5 separate regions of the Homo sapiens genome follow, and regions 2, 3, 4 and 5 are each linked to region 1. Evidence: chromatin contacts called from ENCODE Hi-C or POLR2A ChIA-PET data. All regions are on one chromosome and are shown on one strand. The core of a region is the stretch at or near the end of the contact, and the rest is flanking DNA. Distances in the headings are between cores, read along the strand shown.

Region 1 (2,859 bases), core at 127-2,626:
GGCTGCAGTGAGCCATGATCATGCCACTGCACTGCAGCCTGGGCAATAGAGCAAGACTCCATGTGTCTTAAAAAAAAAAAAAAAAAAAAGGACTTGCTTGCTCTGGTGAGTATGGGGAGAGCCTCTCCTCATGTGTAGGAGTGGCAGCATATTCCAGAGTAAAAACATAATAATAAAATAGTGAACACATGCATAGCTACTACTTTATGCAGGCCTTGTTGTAAGTTCTTTACATATATTCAATGTTTTTCTCATAGAAAGACATTCTTAAGACTGTGAAGAGAGAAGAAAAGCAGGAAACAGAATTAAGGTATTTAAGGTACTTAGTCCAGGGCCTGGCACATAGTAGGCACTCATTATTGTTGTTGCCAACAAAAGGTCTCAAGAGAACATTCAGTCCCCTTCCTCCCCCTAGATAACGACCCTCCATATTCTGAAGCATTCACTGAATCTTGCTCCACTATCGTGCAGCCACATTCCCACGGTTGAACAAATCCCACGGAAGACATCAGTAGGAACTACAGCTCTACTCAGGTAGTTAACACCAACCCTGGGCCCCCCAGCTTGGATCCTCAGCTGAGGATATGCCAAAGATAAGCGCCCAGCTCCCTCCTTCTCACTTTCTATCAGTACTCTCTCTTGAGTGTAGATTTGTTTTATTTTGTTTTACTGGAGAAGGGGAGGAGGAGAGGTGGAGGCAAAAAAGGGGAAAGGAAACAGAGAAGGTAAGATGCAGGAATTATTTCAGGTCTCAGTTTGGCAGGGGCTCATATGTAAAGCTATTATGTTCGAGAAATATAAAAGACTAATACTTTTCCTAAAGATTGAAACAGAAACAGTGGTGATTGGACTGGGAATTATACCTCACTTCAATGAACTCCAAAAGAACTTGAGTTGATTGCTGAAGAAGTGAACAAATAGTGATCAATTTGCTGACAACTGTAAAAGCGTATGGGGTGGGTCACAGCCATTATAGCTTCCTGTGGAGTCAGTGGCCAACTCTAGGTTGTTACCCCACTGTAGCCAGCAGAGGTCTCTCTTTTATTAATCTTCAATTTAAAAAAAAAACCTCTGGGTTGTTTATTTCTATTATCCTTTTGAAGTCTCTTTCTAAAGCCAAATAAATAATGAATCATTTGGCCAAAACATCTTCGAATACTGAATCTAGTCACTTAGTAAAAATGAAAGACAAAAATGCTGAGCTACTTGAAGCAAAAGATTCAGTATTCACCTCTAAGCTATTCATTTGCTTAGAAGATTCACGCCAATCGCACAGCCAAAGAGCAAAACATGGGCCAGACTCTAAAACAGCAATGAGCAACTGGCTGAGTATGACAAAGAAAAGGGAGCTCCAGCTAAGACTGGTAGCGGGGTGGAGCAGGAGGCTGGCGAGGTCCACTTCTTCGGATCTCTGGTTCAGTAGCTGACACCAAGCAGGGCTCTTCCTTGAATGCACTCCTTCAAAAGCCTCAGATATACCACTTGTGACCACATCCCCTCTAACGGCCCAAGCACTACACATTACACCCTCCTTACTTAATGAAATCAAGAGTTTTGGTTTTTGAAAACTCGATTGTTTATGTTAAGCAGCATCATGGAGAACTATCAAGGCGAAAGCTTGAACTTTCTTTCCCACGTCCTATTGGGATAACCCCAACATAAGACTAAGGATTTCAATTAATATTAGATAAAGTGAGGAAACAATAAAATTTATTTGAAGCTGCTCAAGTCACTCTCTTATTTTATTTTATTTATTTATTCTTTTGAGACAGGGTCTCAGTCTGTCACCCAGGCTGGAGTGCAGTGGCGTGATCATGGCTCACTATAGCCTTGACCTCCCAGGCTCAGGTGATTCTCCCACCTCAGCCTCCCAAGTAGCTGGGACTACAGGTGCACACCACCATGCCCAGCTAGTTTTTTTGTTTTGTTTTGTTTTTTTTGAGACAGACTCTCACTCTTATTGCCCAGGCTGGAGTGCAGTGGCGTGATCTTGGCTCACCGCAACCTCCTCCTCCTGGGTTCAAGCAGTTCTCCTGCCTCAGCCTCTCGAGTAGCTGGGATTACAGGCACACACCACCACGCTCACCTAATTTTTTGTATTTTTAGTAGAGACGGGGTTTCACCAGGCTGGCCAGGCCAGTCTTGAACTCCTGAGTGATCCACCCGCCTCAGCCTCCCAAAATGCTGGGATTACAGGCATGAACCACTGCTCCCAGCCTAGTTGTTTGTATTTTTAGTAGAGATGGGGTTTTGCCATGGTACCCAGGCTGGGTTCAAGTGATCCACCTGCCTCAGCTTCTCAAAGTGCTGACATTACAGGTGTGAGCTTATTTTATTTTAGTTTAGAGACAAGATCTCACTCTGTCACCCAGGCCTGAGTGGCAGTGGTGGATTATAGCTCACTAAAACTGTGAATTCCTGGGCCCAAGCGATCCTCCTGCTTCAGCTTCCCAAGTAGGTATGACTACAGGTGCTCACCACCATGCCTGGCTTATTTATTTATTTATTTATTTATTGTAGAAATGAGGCCTCACATTGTCCAGGCAGGTCTTCGATGCCTAACCTCGAATGATCCTCTTCGGCCTCCCAAGCAATCCACTTTGGCCTCCCAAAGCACTGAGATTGCAGGCATCAGCCACTGTGCCTGCCAAGTCACCTTTAAATTATCCAGTGGCTTCCCATTGCACTTAAAGTCCAAAATTCCTAATGTGGCTTAAAAAGCCCATCACTCCAGCCACAGCACTCATTCCTTCTGCCATTGGCTCACTGCCCCCCAGCCACAAGCACATTCTTTCAAAGCTCTTCTCTGACTTGCAGCCTTGGACTGTGTTCTGCTTGGCTCACTCTCCTTCCTTTCCT
Region 2 (2,859 bases), core at 1-2,500, 480 kb before region 1:
ACCAGACCTGAAACCAGAAGGAAAGAAAATGTTAATTGAAAGCTGGCCCTCTGATTTAAAAATAAAATAACAAATCAGCTTGCATCGGGATCAGATTTTAATAAAGACATTCTATTTAGCTATAACTATGGCTATGCAGCTTATCTGTGGGCGGAAATAAGGTCCGATTAAAACTGAAGTTCACAAAGTTGCCAAGAGAAGAGACACAGAAGAATGTGAAACCCAGAAAGAAATCACCTAGCCCTCTTTGGGCTCCACATTCTTCACGACTTAACAAAAATGGAAGTAACTCAACCACAGTGGTTTAAAATTCTAAGGTTCTGAGAAACAGAAGTCCAGGATGAGGAAACTGGCTTAGGTATGTGCAGTTCATATACTCTAACAAGATTGTTTCATTTAAGTCCCTGGTTAACCAGGAAAAAAGTGAAATGTCCAACTGGAAACAATTAAGAAACATAAGACCTACTGGGAAAATAACAATGAATCTAGTGGTTAATAAGCCACTTTCATCTAAACAGAAGGATCAAACTTGACTGTCACAACATGCAAAGTAATTTGATAGTAAAATACTACAGCAAGTGCTTTCCTGTAGGGGCTACTAAAAGCTGAAGGGTGACCTGAATGGATTCCCCCAGACTGATCATGGTGCCGCCATCCCTTCCTGCCTGGCCCAAGAAAAGGAATTATCCTTCTGGAAGAGAAAACAAGTGCAGTGTCCTGTCTACACACACACAAATGCACACACTGGAAAGGTGGGGCCGGGAACATGCATCACCTACGCCAATCCCTGCTCTTCATTCAATAAACAACTGTGTGCCTAGCCTTATATTAGGGGCTGGTAATTCACAGATACGCAGCGCTTTGGCGCTCATTAATACACTTTGAAGAAGCTTATCAGATTTATCTGGATAGATATAGGAGTTGACATATAGAATGGCTAAATTACAAAACAAGGAGGTCACGTGGGCGGGGGTTGTCTTATCACAGTTATTCTTAATTAGCCTTGCTTATGATCACACCCACTAATGTTTGCAAAGCTCTTCTATCTGAACTTTAAAACTCACTTATACTTTAACTGTGATAGGGACCTAAACAGATTCTGAAACCATGGTTTGCCTGCCTAGTGATTGGTGGCCTTGGTTTTTAGGTCCAAGGAGCTGGCTTTTTTCTGAGAAAAGCACAAGTAAAAGCAAATTGGGCGCTGTAAGCCACCACTAGAGGTCAGAGTAGCCCAGGGTTCAGAGAGAAAAGACACTACCTCCATTTTTTTTTTCTCGTTTTGTCTGAGTTAGTTAATTCAGTGGCACTGGGTTAATCTTGCAAAACTCCACTTTCACATGCTACTCTTTGCTCAAAATTTGAATTTGTCAGTCTGGCATCCTCTTCTTCCCATCTATCCTTCTAATCAAGCTTCTCAGAAGGAGGGGAAGTTCGGCTCCAGCCACATAGGTGTGTGTCCTCCTTATCCTCTGACCAAAGCTTGTCCTTCCTACATATGCTCCTTTGCTAGCACTCCCACCTGAATGCATCCCTATGATCCTTCCACCTTCCCTCTTTCACTAAGAGAAACCTCAGCCATCTACCACTCCTCCAGGTTCACCTCAAGCTCCACTCACCCCTGCTGCTGGGAAGGCTCTTCTAGAGACCGAAGAAGCTGCACTAGATCCTCCAGCCCTTAACCACCTACAGCTCTGGCAGGATTACTCCTGTGGACATTCACTTTTATCCTCCTGTTATTTAATTGTTTGAAGGGCAAGCGTGTGTTTATTTTGTTTTCCCACAACTGAGCTGTAAGTTCATGAAGGGCAAGGGCTGTGGCTTAAACTTCTTTTGTGCACTTGATGTAAATATTCGAATGATTTCTCAATGAATGAATGAACAAAAGAACATTACTCACATTGGCAATGGTGCTAACAAATAGCATAATAACAGTAGCGATGTGGACCACAAAGATACCAGCCAGCAATACCAACATGTTGGCTCTTTTTTTTTTGGTAACTTGTGAGCAAAGAGAGTTCTGAAAAGAAAAAGAAAGGGACAAAAACGGTTACTGTCAGATTCAATAAGACGACTCAGCTTTCCCACACGTGTGGGCTATCTGCTAACATGAGGAAGAGCTGCACTAAAAACCATCACAATCTAATCATAAATTCCTGAAAACACCCCTGTAACCTAGTTCTGATTTGCCTAAGTGCCTATTCATCCAGTTATACATACCTACATGGAAACAGAATTTGGTTTCTTCTTGGGTATTTACATATTCATTTCTCTAATACATTCTATTTCAAAAAAGGAACAAGAACATTTTATGATAACTGTTCGTATTTTATTTTGTTTGTGTTTTAGAGGTTAAAAATAGGACTTTGATTTTCAAAGAAGTAGGCCTTTATAATTTCCAGGTCTCTGAACAATGTCATATAAATGTCCATTTTCCACTAGGAAAATGTCCATGCTTTCATCAAATTGCTCACCCAGCACTTTTAATAGAAGTAAATGCCTTCTGAAGAATAGCAGCTATTACTCAATGCCCATATACTGAATAGGCTACTAATATGATCCTGGGCGAGATATAAAATGTGAGAGGCACAATTCTATTATTATAATGCTGTTTGGTTTTCAATAATTATAACAACCTAATTACAGTTTAATGGTCTGGTCACCCTGTGACTGAGCATTTCAGACTAGTATTACTACACCTGAGCCTTTGGGCTCTGTGTGCCTCATGGCAGGAAGCCTGCCATTGGTCTGGGCAGAGAGTCATATTTTCCACAGCTCAATGTGATGGTTCTGGGGGCTTTAAAAGTAATGCAACTTGAGATAGCACCAAATGTGCCTTCTCCTTGTACATGACATTTACAC
Region 3 (2,859 bases), core at 109-2,608, 440 kb before region 1:
TTAAAAACAAAAGGAAATGGGCTGGGTGCGGTGGCTCATGCCTGTAATTCCAGCACTTTGGGAGGCTGAGGCGGGCAGATCACTTGAGGTCAGGAGTTGGAGTTCAAGACCAGCCTGGCCAATGTGGTGAAATCCTGTCTGTACTAAAAATATAAAAAATTAGTCTGCCATGGTGGTGCACGCCTGTAGTCCCAGCTACTCGGGAGGCTGAGGCAGGATAATTGCTTGAACCCAGGAGGCAGAGGTTGCAGTAAATCAACATCACGCCACTGCACTCCAGCCTGGGCAACAGACTGAGACCCCGTCTCAGAAAAAAATAAAATTAAAATTAAAAAATAAAAACAAAAGGAAATAAACTCACAGTTAGTCATTGATTGATGATGATGATGATGATGATACTATACTTCCTGATACTTGATTCTCAGTATAATGACATATGTCCTCCCAGGGTGGACTGGTACTGGGTTTACCCCTGCAATGCTCTCAATACCTTCCAACTGGAAAATCTACCTTCTGACTGGTGTGGCCTTTGAGAAATGTGTTGGGCCCAAGATCACAGGGAGGATTAGGCCCCACATACAAAAACAGAAGACAGCTAATTAACTTTTTCAACTTAGTAATCATCAATTTTATTATTAGCATATTAACCAGGGATTATGCCAGTTTAGGTTTGTGTGTGTGTGTGTGTGTGTGTGTAATCAGTATGTAGACATTATTACATGTGCAAATGTAATAATGTTTTAATAATGTAAATAATTAGCAACTTAAATTAACCTGTTTTGTCAGAATGTATTGTTTAGAGGCTGGGAACTCTTAGGGGAAAATAAAAATATGGATCCTCACCAGCTGAACCAGTACAGAGTGAGTTAACTGTGTTGCTTAAAAATAGAGAAGGTATGGGGAATAAAGATCACTTTCACACTTCCAGAGTGACATGGAAATTGGGACTCAGGGACAGTCTCTAAATGGAAAAGGAGGAAGGTTTGGGAAAGTGGGGAGGTGGGTGGACCTGCACCTGGAGCAGTCCTTTGGCAGATCTTCCTGGAGAAGGTGAAGATGCTGGCAGAGGGAAATAAAGGGTTTAATTCCCTGCAGCCAGGAGTTTGACAATGGCTCAGATTTTCAGAGATGTGACAAACCAAGAGGACTTGGCCACAAGGCCTCAGTTTTCTGTGGTTTCAAATTTACTCATCTGAGAAACATGGGACCTTCTAGCCATTGTAAAGAAACAAACCCAGCGATCCCCGAGAGAATGAGTTGCTGATTCAGAAGCTGAAGAAAGAAAGGACTGTGTGACTCCTGGCTCCTTCCCCTTCCGCATTCTGGGCTCTGTTCTCAGCTCCGCTGAGTAAGTCTCGCCGCCTGTCCTGCTTGATCTGCCTGTAGTCTCAACAGTTCTCAGTGAGGCTCCTCTAAGGGGCTGAATCAGATTTATGCAGGTCTGAGAAGAGTGAGTTCCTGCAGACACAATACCTTCTGAGTTTCTGCTCAGCAGCACAGTTTGAGGTGTGGCCTCTACACATACTGCATACGTAAAATATCAGCCCACCTGGGAATGATTTCTTAGAGTTAGTCTGGCCCCACCTTGAAGAGTTTAACTTGGATTCCATTTGTCTTCCCCCTGTCCTACTTTCCCCTGTGGCTGAGAGAGGATTTTCCATTTCATGTTGCAGACATGTGAGGCATCTCAGTCCCGCTCCATTCGTCCACACATCTGGAAGAGCAATGCTCACATCTGGAGCCCATTCTCAGCTGGAAGATGTCTTTCGACATTCTTTTCTTTGAAACCCAATCCATGTAACCTCTTGTTCAAAAGGGCCTCTGAACTACTGGAATCATTTGCAGAGGCTCAGGAAAAAGTCCTTAATTTCATCCCTACATGGTGGAATTTATGACTCAAACCAAACCCAACATTCTGTTTCTGATTGCTTTTTTTCAATAATGACTCTTTGGAGCTACGTGTTTAAAAGGACAGAATTTCTAGCCTAGGACACATACCAAAGGAAGGTGAAAGCAAGCTGTTCAGTAATCACCAGGGCGAGTCCATTGAAGCTCTGTAAGTTTCAACAACCTAGGTCATTTCTTCATCAATAAAATTGGGATTCGTTGTTTAAAAATAGACACAGGAGTGTGTGAGGATAAGGGAGGTAACATATCTGGACATGCCTTGTCTCATACCTGTGTAGGGTAAGGATAGATGGAGAAAGGGGAAGGGGTTTGTGTCAGGCTGAGACAGTCTCTGCATTTGCTCACTCATCTCTCCGTAAACCCATGAAAGACCCCAACATAGGACTCCATGACGCCCCACTGAGCAGGAGAAAGGAAGAAGTCTCAAGAACACAAGACCGAATCGACAGTATTTGATCAGCATGCATGCAAATTACCCAGTCATTCTGAAAAACTACAGCTTCTGTTTCGGTGGTCTGGGATGGGACTGAGGTCTGCATTCCTAACAAGCTCCCAGAGGCTGTCCATGCTGCGAGTCCCCAGATCATGTTTGGTACTAGAGAAATGGGCCCCAACTCAAAAAATTCAACCTCTGCTAACAAGTGAATTTGTCATTTTGCCGGGTCGACTCTAATTCTCAAGCCCAGCCACTGGACAGAGAGGTGTGGAAGGAAATGAAATTCACATTTCTGAAACGCAGAAAGGCCAATTCATCTCCACCTTTACCCTCTTCTGCCGGAAGGCAGGAGTCACGCCAGCCTCTTGGGTGTGAAGGGAAAACTAACTGCCTTACTTTACCCCATTCCCTACCTTCAAGTATTTCCCTGATTGTGTCAGGTTTATACCTAGTGGAGGGAATGACACAACTATGGATGGCTGCCTTTGACCTTCAGCAATTGCCCAACTCCCAGC
Region 4 (2,859 bases), core at 97-2,596, 410 kb after region 1:
CTTCCAATTAAATATTTGAATAAATCTTTTGTTACTCAGTAGTGTTCTCATAAGTAGCATGTCCAGCTGGATAACTTTCCATTTATTTCCACTAGCAAAATGATTATGTGGTGAAAATATGCGTTCCACGTTAAAATGACAACCCCCCCTTTTTCCCATCAGTGAGCAAAGAGCTTCACTTGGGAGAATCTAGCGGAATGTTAGCCCACATGGAGACAATGATAAGTCAGTTCTGATAAATGGCCATATCCACTTGGGATCTGTTCTAGTTAACTTGTGTGTGTGTGTGTGTGTGTGTGTGTGTGTGTGTGTGTGTGACAGAGTCTTGCTCTGTCACCCAGGCTAGAGTGCAGTGGCGCGATCTCGGCTCACTGCCAGCTCCGCCTCCTGGGTTCCCGCCATTCTCCTGCCTCAGCCTCCCAAGTAGCTGGGACTACAGGCGCCCGCCAACACGCCCAGCTAATTTTTTATATTTTTAGTAAAGACGGGGTTTCACTGTGTTAGTCAGGATGGTCTCGATCTCCTGACCTTGTGATCCGCCCGCCTCGGCCTCCCAAAGTGCTGGGATTACAGGCGTGAGCCACCGTGCCCGGCCTCTAGTTAACTTTTTAAAGAAGTATTATAGACATTTTCTAAACTTGTACTAAGTTAAAAATGTACCACTATTATTTTATATCCTTACTTAAATTGACCAGCAATCAGTCTAAGCTTAATTTAGAACAACATTGGAAATAATAACTAGCACAGGCCAGGCGCGGTGGCTCACGCCTGTAATCCCAGCACTTTGGGAGGCCGAGATGGGCAAATCACGAGGTCAGGAGATCGAGACCATCCTGGCTAACACGGTGAAACCCCGCCTCTACTAAAAATACAAAAAATTAGCCGGGCGTGGTGGCGGGCGCCTGTAGTTCCAGCTACTTGGGAGGCTGAGGCAGGAGAGTAGTTTGAATCCAGGAGGCGGAGGTTGCGGTGAGCCAGATTGCACCATTGCGCTCCAGCCTGGGCAACAGAGCCAGACTCCGTCTCAAAAATAATAATAATAATAACTAGCACTAACATGATGCTACAATTTTTACTGGTTACCAATTAAAATTTCTGAGAAAGGCTTTTAATAAAGTTTTCCAGACAAGTTATAGGTGAGGTAACAAAGAGTCCAGAAGTCCCCTGGGTCAGTTTGATACCTCTTTCCTCTGGACTTCAATTTGCTTATCTGCAAAACAGGAAATTTGATCCCTTCCAAGTGTCACCAGAGTTTTTAAAGATAAAAATGGAATTCAGATGCGAACTTAATACAGTGAGCACTAGAGGGCAGTAGCTGGTTAATAAGTACAGCAATTAAGACAAATGCAGGAAATGACAGAAAAGGCTTTTCTTCTCCTTCCTCCTCACCTCTTCCTTCCTCCTCACCTCCTTCCCCTCTGCTCTTCTGGTACCCCTCCCCCATTTCCCTGGTTTACACTAAGTTCATAAAGTACATTAAGAGGAAAGCTGGTCTATTGAAAATACTACTTTTCTTATATTTTCCAACTTAACAGCTTGACACAAATCTCCAAGGGGTTTACATAAGCTTTAAGTAGGCTGAATAAATAAAACCTTGAGTCAATTTAACTTAACAAGTATTTATTGAATATCCACATGTAGGCCAGAATCAGATTAGTAACCAGGTGCCTTGGAATTTTAAAATTTCTCCTCTCTTTATTAATGGATTTAGCGAGTGGAAATCAGGCTTTCTGTGATGGTTTATAAAGGTATTTTCCTGGCTCTCTTGGAGTTCTCTGTCCACCTTGCTGCAGTCTTTGTTGTGATGGGGAGACCACATGGGAGCGGTCCAGATGAGTGATGCTACGGGCCCAAACTGTTAGTGGCCGTGAGGATATAGGTTGTAGGGGACATCTGGAGTGGAAAGAGTGCTCTTCTCACACAGCTCTCTCTACTTACTGCCCCTAGGATGGTGGGTGCAACTGTGGCAAGGGCAGTCAGGGTAGGGGAATCCCTTAGAGGAATTCAGCAGTGACTAGTCTGGTTAGCCTTTCCCACAAGGCCCATTGAGTTATGAGCCCCCTCCTTTGGTTTGTAGAAAGAGAAGGTAGCAGCCTAGAACAGGTGAGAAGATGAGGTAGGTCCTTCTGCTCAAACATCCTCTCTCCGTATTTTACCAACACGATACTGACCTAGGTTAAAAAGCTACTCTTGGCCAGGCGTGGTGGCTCACGCCTGTAATCCCAGCACTTTGGGAGTCCAAGGTGGGTGGATCACCTGAGGTCAGGAGTTCTAGACCAGCCTGGCCAACATGGTGAAACCCCATCTCTACAGAAATACAAAAATTAGCCAGGCATGGTGGCAGACACCTGTAATCCCAGCTACTTGGGAGGCTGAGGTAGGATAATTGCTTGAGGCCGGGAGGGGGCGGTTGCAGTGAGCCAAGATCGCTCCATTGCACTCCAGCCTAGGCGACAGAGCAAGACTCTATCTCAAAAAAATAAAATAAAATAAAATAAAAATAAGCTACTCTTAGCCAGGCACATAGTGGCTCACATCTGTAATCTCAGCCCTTTGGGAGACTGAGGTGGGAGGATCACTTGAGCCCAGGAGGTCGAGGCTGCAGTGAGCCATGATCACGCCACTGCACTCCAGCCTGGGCGACAGAACGAGAGCCCATCTCAAAAAAAAAAACAAAACAACAACAACAAAAAAAAAACTAAAAAACTCTTAAAAAACCTGAGGACTCCTGGATGAATACTGTTATGTGCCTGTTTCTCAATTACCCCTGGCCTGAGTGAGGAACTTTTGGAACTCTTTGGCTCCCAGACTGTGGTGGGCACTACCGGTCAGCTGCCCAGCAGCCAGCCCTAGTCCCAC
Region 5 (2,859 bases), core at 120-2,619, 260 kb after region 1:
TTTGTCCGGACCCTTCCATAGTACACCTTAGCGCTGAGACTGAGCCAGCTTGGGGGTCAGGTAGGTAGACCCTGTTAGGGACAGAGCCTAGTGGTAAATCCAAGAGAAATGATCCTATCCAAAGCTGATTCACAAACCCACGCTCACCTGACAGCCGAGGGACACGAGCATCACTCTGCTGGACGGACCATTAGGGGCCTTGCCAAGGTCTACCTTAGAGCAAACCCAGTACCTCAGACAGGAAAGTCGGGGCTTTGACCACTACCATATCTGGTAGCCCATTTTCTAGGCATTGTGAATAGGTAGGTAGCTAGTCACACTTTTCAGACCAATTCAAACTGTCTATGCACAAAATTCCCGTGGGCCTAGATGGAGATAATTTTTTTTTCTTCTCAGCTTTATGAAGAGAAGGGAAACTGTCTAGGATTCAGCTGAACCACCAGGAACCTGGCAACATCACGATTTAAGCTAAGGTTGGGAGGCTAACGAGTCTACCTCCCTCTTTGTAAATCAAAGAATTGTTTAAAATGGGATTGTCAATCCTTTAAATAAAGATGAACTTGGTTTCAAGCCAAATGTGAATTTATTTGGGTTGGTAGCAGAGCAGCAGCACCTTCAAATTCTCAGCCAAAGCAGATGTTTTTGCCCTTTCTGCTTCACTGCATGGATACAGTTGGTAAAATGTAATAATATGGCAGAATTTTATAGGAAACTTCCTAGGGAGGTAAATTATGGGAAGATTAAGAAAGGTACAAATTGCTGAGGAGAAGCAGGAAACCTGTTTCCTTAGTGGCTTTTATCCCCTCGGCATGCGATGGGGCTGATGTTTCTATGATTGCCTCAGACTTTCACATTTACTAGTAGGGCTGAGAGAGGCTTTAGTGAGGAAGGAATATTCAGAATAAAACGGTTGAGAAAGCTGAGAAGACCATTGAGTTTTGATCAGTTGTGAATAGAGTGCAAAGCCATGGCCAAGCTGTTTTTGGAAACGCTGGCCGGCGTGTCTTCAGTGGAAAAAGCAAATCAAAATGGAGCGAGAGCAAAGGGGCGTCCTCAGTCCTCAACCTACAATCACTGTATGGAATCGGTCCTGGCAGCTGAACATAGGAGGTCACTGGAACAAGTGATAGTGCAGATTGGCTTTCAAACATCCTCCTGGCTTGAGTTTTATCAGCTACAATGTGGGTCCTCTTTTGAAGCCTTAATTCACAACAGCAGCTTTTTGGGGGTGGGGCTGGGCGGGTGTTGTCATTGTTCTTTCCCTTCCTGTAAGTGTCGCTAGTTGCTGCCTCGTATCTCAGGTTTTTCTCTGTTTTTGAGAAATGGACAGTTTTTTGACCAGGATGTGACTTCATGTTTCCTATGGTGACTTCTAAAACCAGCACAGAATGATATGACTCAACACAGACCGACTTGGTTATGGGGATGATGAGCCGCACAGACCTCACTAGTTGTGCACAAATAATGTGCTATGATGGGGTGTAAAGTGAAGGCAGAAGAGGGTCAGCCGCATTGTTATGATACTGGGAAAGTGCTGGTCAACGATTTGAGTTAGTTTTTAGATATACATTGAAATCTTTAATCAGACATTCTCAAGTTTCACACAGTAGTTTTTGATGTTATGTACACACACACCAAATGTGTAACAGTTCACCACTTCCAGAGTGTGGTCATGCCCAAAACATGTTTAAGAAAGGAAAGCAGTAGCTCCTTGCTAACGATGTTTCAGGAGGTTTGGGGGACTTGGTTTTAATGAGCTTCTGTCATTTAGGGCTTCTCTTGGCCATGGTCCCCCTTCCTTCTGGAACTGTGATGTAGTCACATCCTACAGCCTTTAGTGCTGGTTCACTAGTGTCAGATAATCAGTTCTTGGAATCGAGACTGCCGTGGCGAAGGGGTGGCCTCGGAGGCAGGCTCTGGAGCTGCTTGGATGTCTTTAGGTGGGGTGGTGGCTGGCTCTCTTCAGCATGTAATTGGGGAAACCCTCGCGTCTACTAGGGGTGATACAGATGGTGATTTTAAAGAGCAAAACTAGACTTCTATGTGAGAAGTGCTGGAAAATGATTTAGGACATGTGTAAAGTTAGATGGAAAGACTGTAAATGTTTAATATGAATATAGTGTTCTTTTGAAGTAAGGCCAGCTGTTGAACGGTTAAACTGTGCATTTCTCATTTTGATGTGTCATGTATGTTAATGTATGAAATGATTAAATAAAATCAAAACTGGTACCTGTTTATACATAAATACGAGAAAAGACCTATCTTTGCAGCCATAAACTCGGTGGGAACACCACCACTCAAGTTGCCAAAGGAGGCAGTGGTGAAACCTGTCCTGTTCTCACTTAAATGAGGATTTAGCTCAAAATAAAGTGGTGGTGTCATCAGGTTTATTCCGTGTTCTGTCATTCACATGGAACACCGGATGATTAGCTAACAGTTTAGTGCCAGCCTTCATTCTTTACTGTGTACGTTAAATGCACACTACAGTGAAAAAGCCTAAGACACTTGGTAAATATTTTCTAGCTGACTGATTCCAGAACACACAAGTACATGGTAGGAAAAAAAAGGCCAGCTACACACACATGGCCCATTTCGATATAACATGTAAATGATGTTACGATTCCTACAGGAAAAACAGGAAGGGCAATTGTTGAAGAGCTGTCCTTTGTCCTTGCCACATACATCTCAACAACCTCTCTGCTCATGACACTAGATTTGATGACTTATGAGACTAGAAACTTAGTCTCATCAGTTTCATAAAAATTAGGCATTGAAGGAATAAAGCTTCAGTGCAAACAGATGGAATATTGACTACAGAAAGAATCACAGGTGACCTTGAAGTTGGTTGAGTTGAAGTTA

Evidence for each region. Hi-C counts contacts between places; a loop is a spot of excess contacts on that map. ChIA-PET counts read pairs that join two places held with the same protein, here RNA polymerase II (POLR2A). Pooled maps may share reads with other maps.
Region 2: a pooled map shows a loop between it and region 1 (6-fold over the local background). The contact joins two enhancer-like sites. A Hi-C loop is called at or near these places in 2 of 168 maps with a recorded cell type or tissue (PC-9 and chondrocyte) and 3 of 50 pooled maps. POLR2A ChIA-PET finds 5 or more read pairs at or near these places in 2 of 52 experiments (PC-9 and activated T-cell).
Region 3: a pooled map shows a loop between it and region 1 (2.5-fold over the local background). The contact joins two enhancer-like sites. A Hi-C loop is called at or near these places in 1 of 168 maps with a recorded cell type or tissue (PC-9) and 2 of 50 pooled maps. POLR2A ChIA-PET finds 5 or more read pairs at or near these places in 2 of 52 experiments (AG04450 and HEK293).
Region 4: a pooled map shows a loop between it and region 1 (2.9-fold over the local background). The contact joins two enhancer-like sites. A Hi-C loop is called at or near these places in 4 of 50 pooled maps. POLR2A ChIA-PET finds 5 or more read pairs at or near these places in 6 of 52 experiments (BJ, OCI-LY7, activated T-cell and 3 more).
Region 5: a pooled map shows a loop between it and region 1 (4-fold over the local background). The contact joins two enhancer-like sites. A Hi-C loop is called at or near these places in 4 of 168 maps with a recorded cell type or tissue (CD4-positive, alpha-beta T cell, CD4-positive, alpha-beta memory T cell and naive thymus-derived CD4-positive, alpha-beta T cell), 3 of 37 single-sample maps with no recorded cell type and 10 of 50 pooled maps. POLR2A ChIA-PET finds 5 or more read pairs at or near these places in 17 of 52 experiments (CD4-positive, alpha-beta T cell, CD4-positive, alpha-beta memory T cell, GM10248 and 9 more).

What each region holds. Positions count from the first base shown.
Region 1 is chr12:12,735,433-12,738,291 of GRCh38, reverse strand. It overlaps a transcript of APOLD1 not described here. Among named protein-coding and RNA genes, the nearest start is that of CDKN1B, 19 kb to the right of the region's middle. Within about 2 kb of position 1,376, at least 13 of the 41 ENCODE cell types and tissues checked have a DNase peak (open chromatin) inside an H3K27ac peak, as active enhancers do; they include CD4-positive, alpha-beta T cell and endothelial cell of umbilical vein, where a contact is called at or near this core.
Region 2 is chr12:13,210,627-13,213,485 of GRCh38, reverse strand. EMP1 (epithelial membrane protein 1) reads right to left here. Exons shown (of 5, transcript NM_001423.3): 2 at 1,898-2,017; 3 at 1-7. The coding sequence starts at 1,975. Among named protein-coding and RNA genes, the nearest start is that of EMP1, 15 kb to the right of the region's middle. Within about 2 kb of position 1,250, at least 5 of the 41 ENCODE cell types and tissues checked have a DNase peak (open chromatin) inside an H3K27ac peak, as active enhancers do.
Region 3 is chr12:13,172,195-13,175,053 of GRCh38, reverse strand. No RefSeq gene overlaps it. Among named protein-coding and RNA genes, the nearest start is that of EMP1, 23 kb to the left of the region's middle. RefSeq lists enhancers at 1,292-1,341, 2,547-2,596. Within about 2 kb of position 1,358, at least 21 of the 41 ENCODE cell types and tissues checked have a DNase peak (open chromatin) inside an H3K27ac peak, as active enhancers do.
Region 4 is chr12:12,326,443-12,329,301 of GRCh38, reverse strand. MANSC1 (MANSC domain containing 1) reads left to right here. Exons shown (of 4, transcript NM_018050.4): 4 at 1-2,859. Among named protein-coding and RNA genes, the nearest start is that of MANSC1, 22 kb to the left of the region's middle. Within about 2 kb of position 1,346, at least 2 of the 41 ENCODE cell types and tissues checked have a DNase peak (open chromatin) inside an H3K27ac peak, as active enhancers do; they include endothelial cell of umbilical vein, where a contact is called at or near this core.
Region 5 is chr12:12,473,606-12,476,464 of GRCh38, reverse strand. It overlaps DUSP16 (dual specificity phosphatase 16), which reads left to right. Exons shown (of 7, transcript NM_030640.3): 7 at 1-2,859. Among named protein-coding and RNA genes, the nearest start is that of DUSP16, 88 kb to the left of the region's middle. Within about 2 kb of position 1,369, at least 7 of the 41 ENCODE cell types and tissues checked have a DNase peak (open chromatin) inside an H3K27ac peak, as active enhancers do; they include CD4-positive, alpha-beta T cell, where a contact is called at or near this core.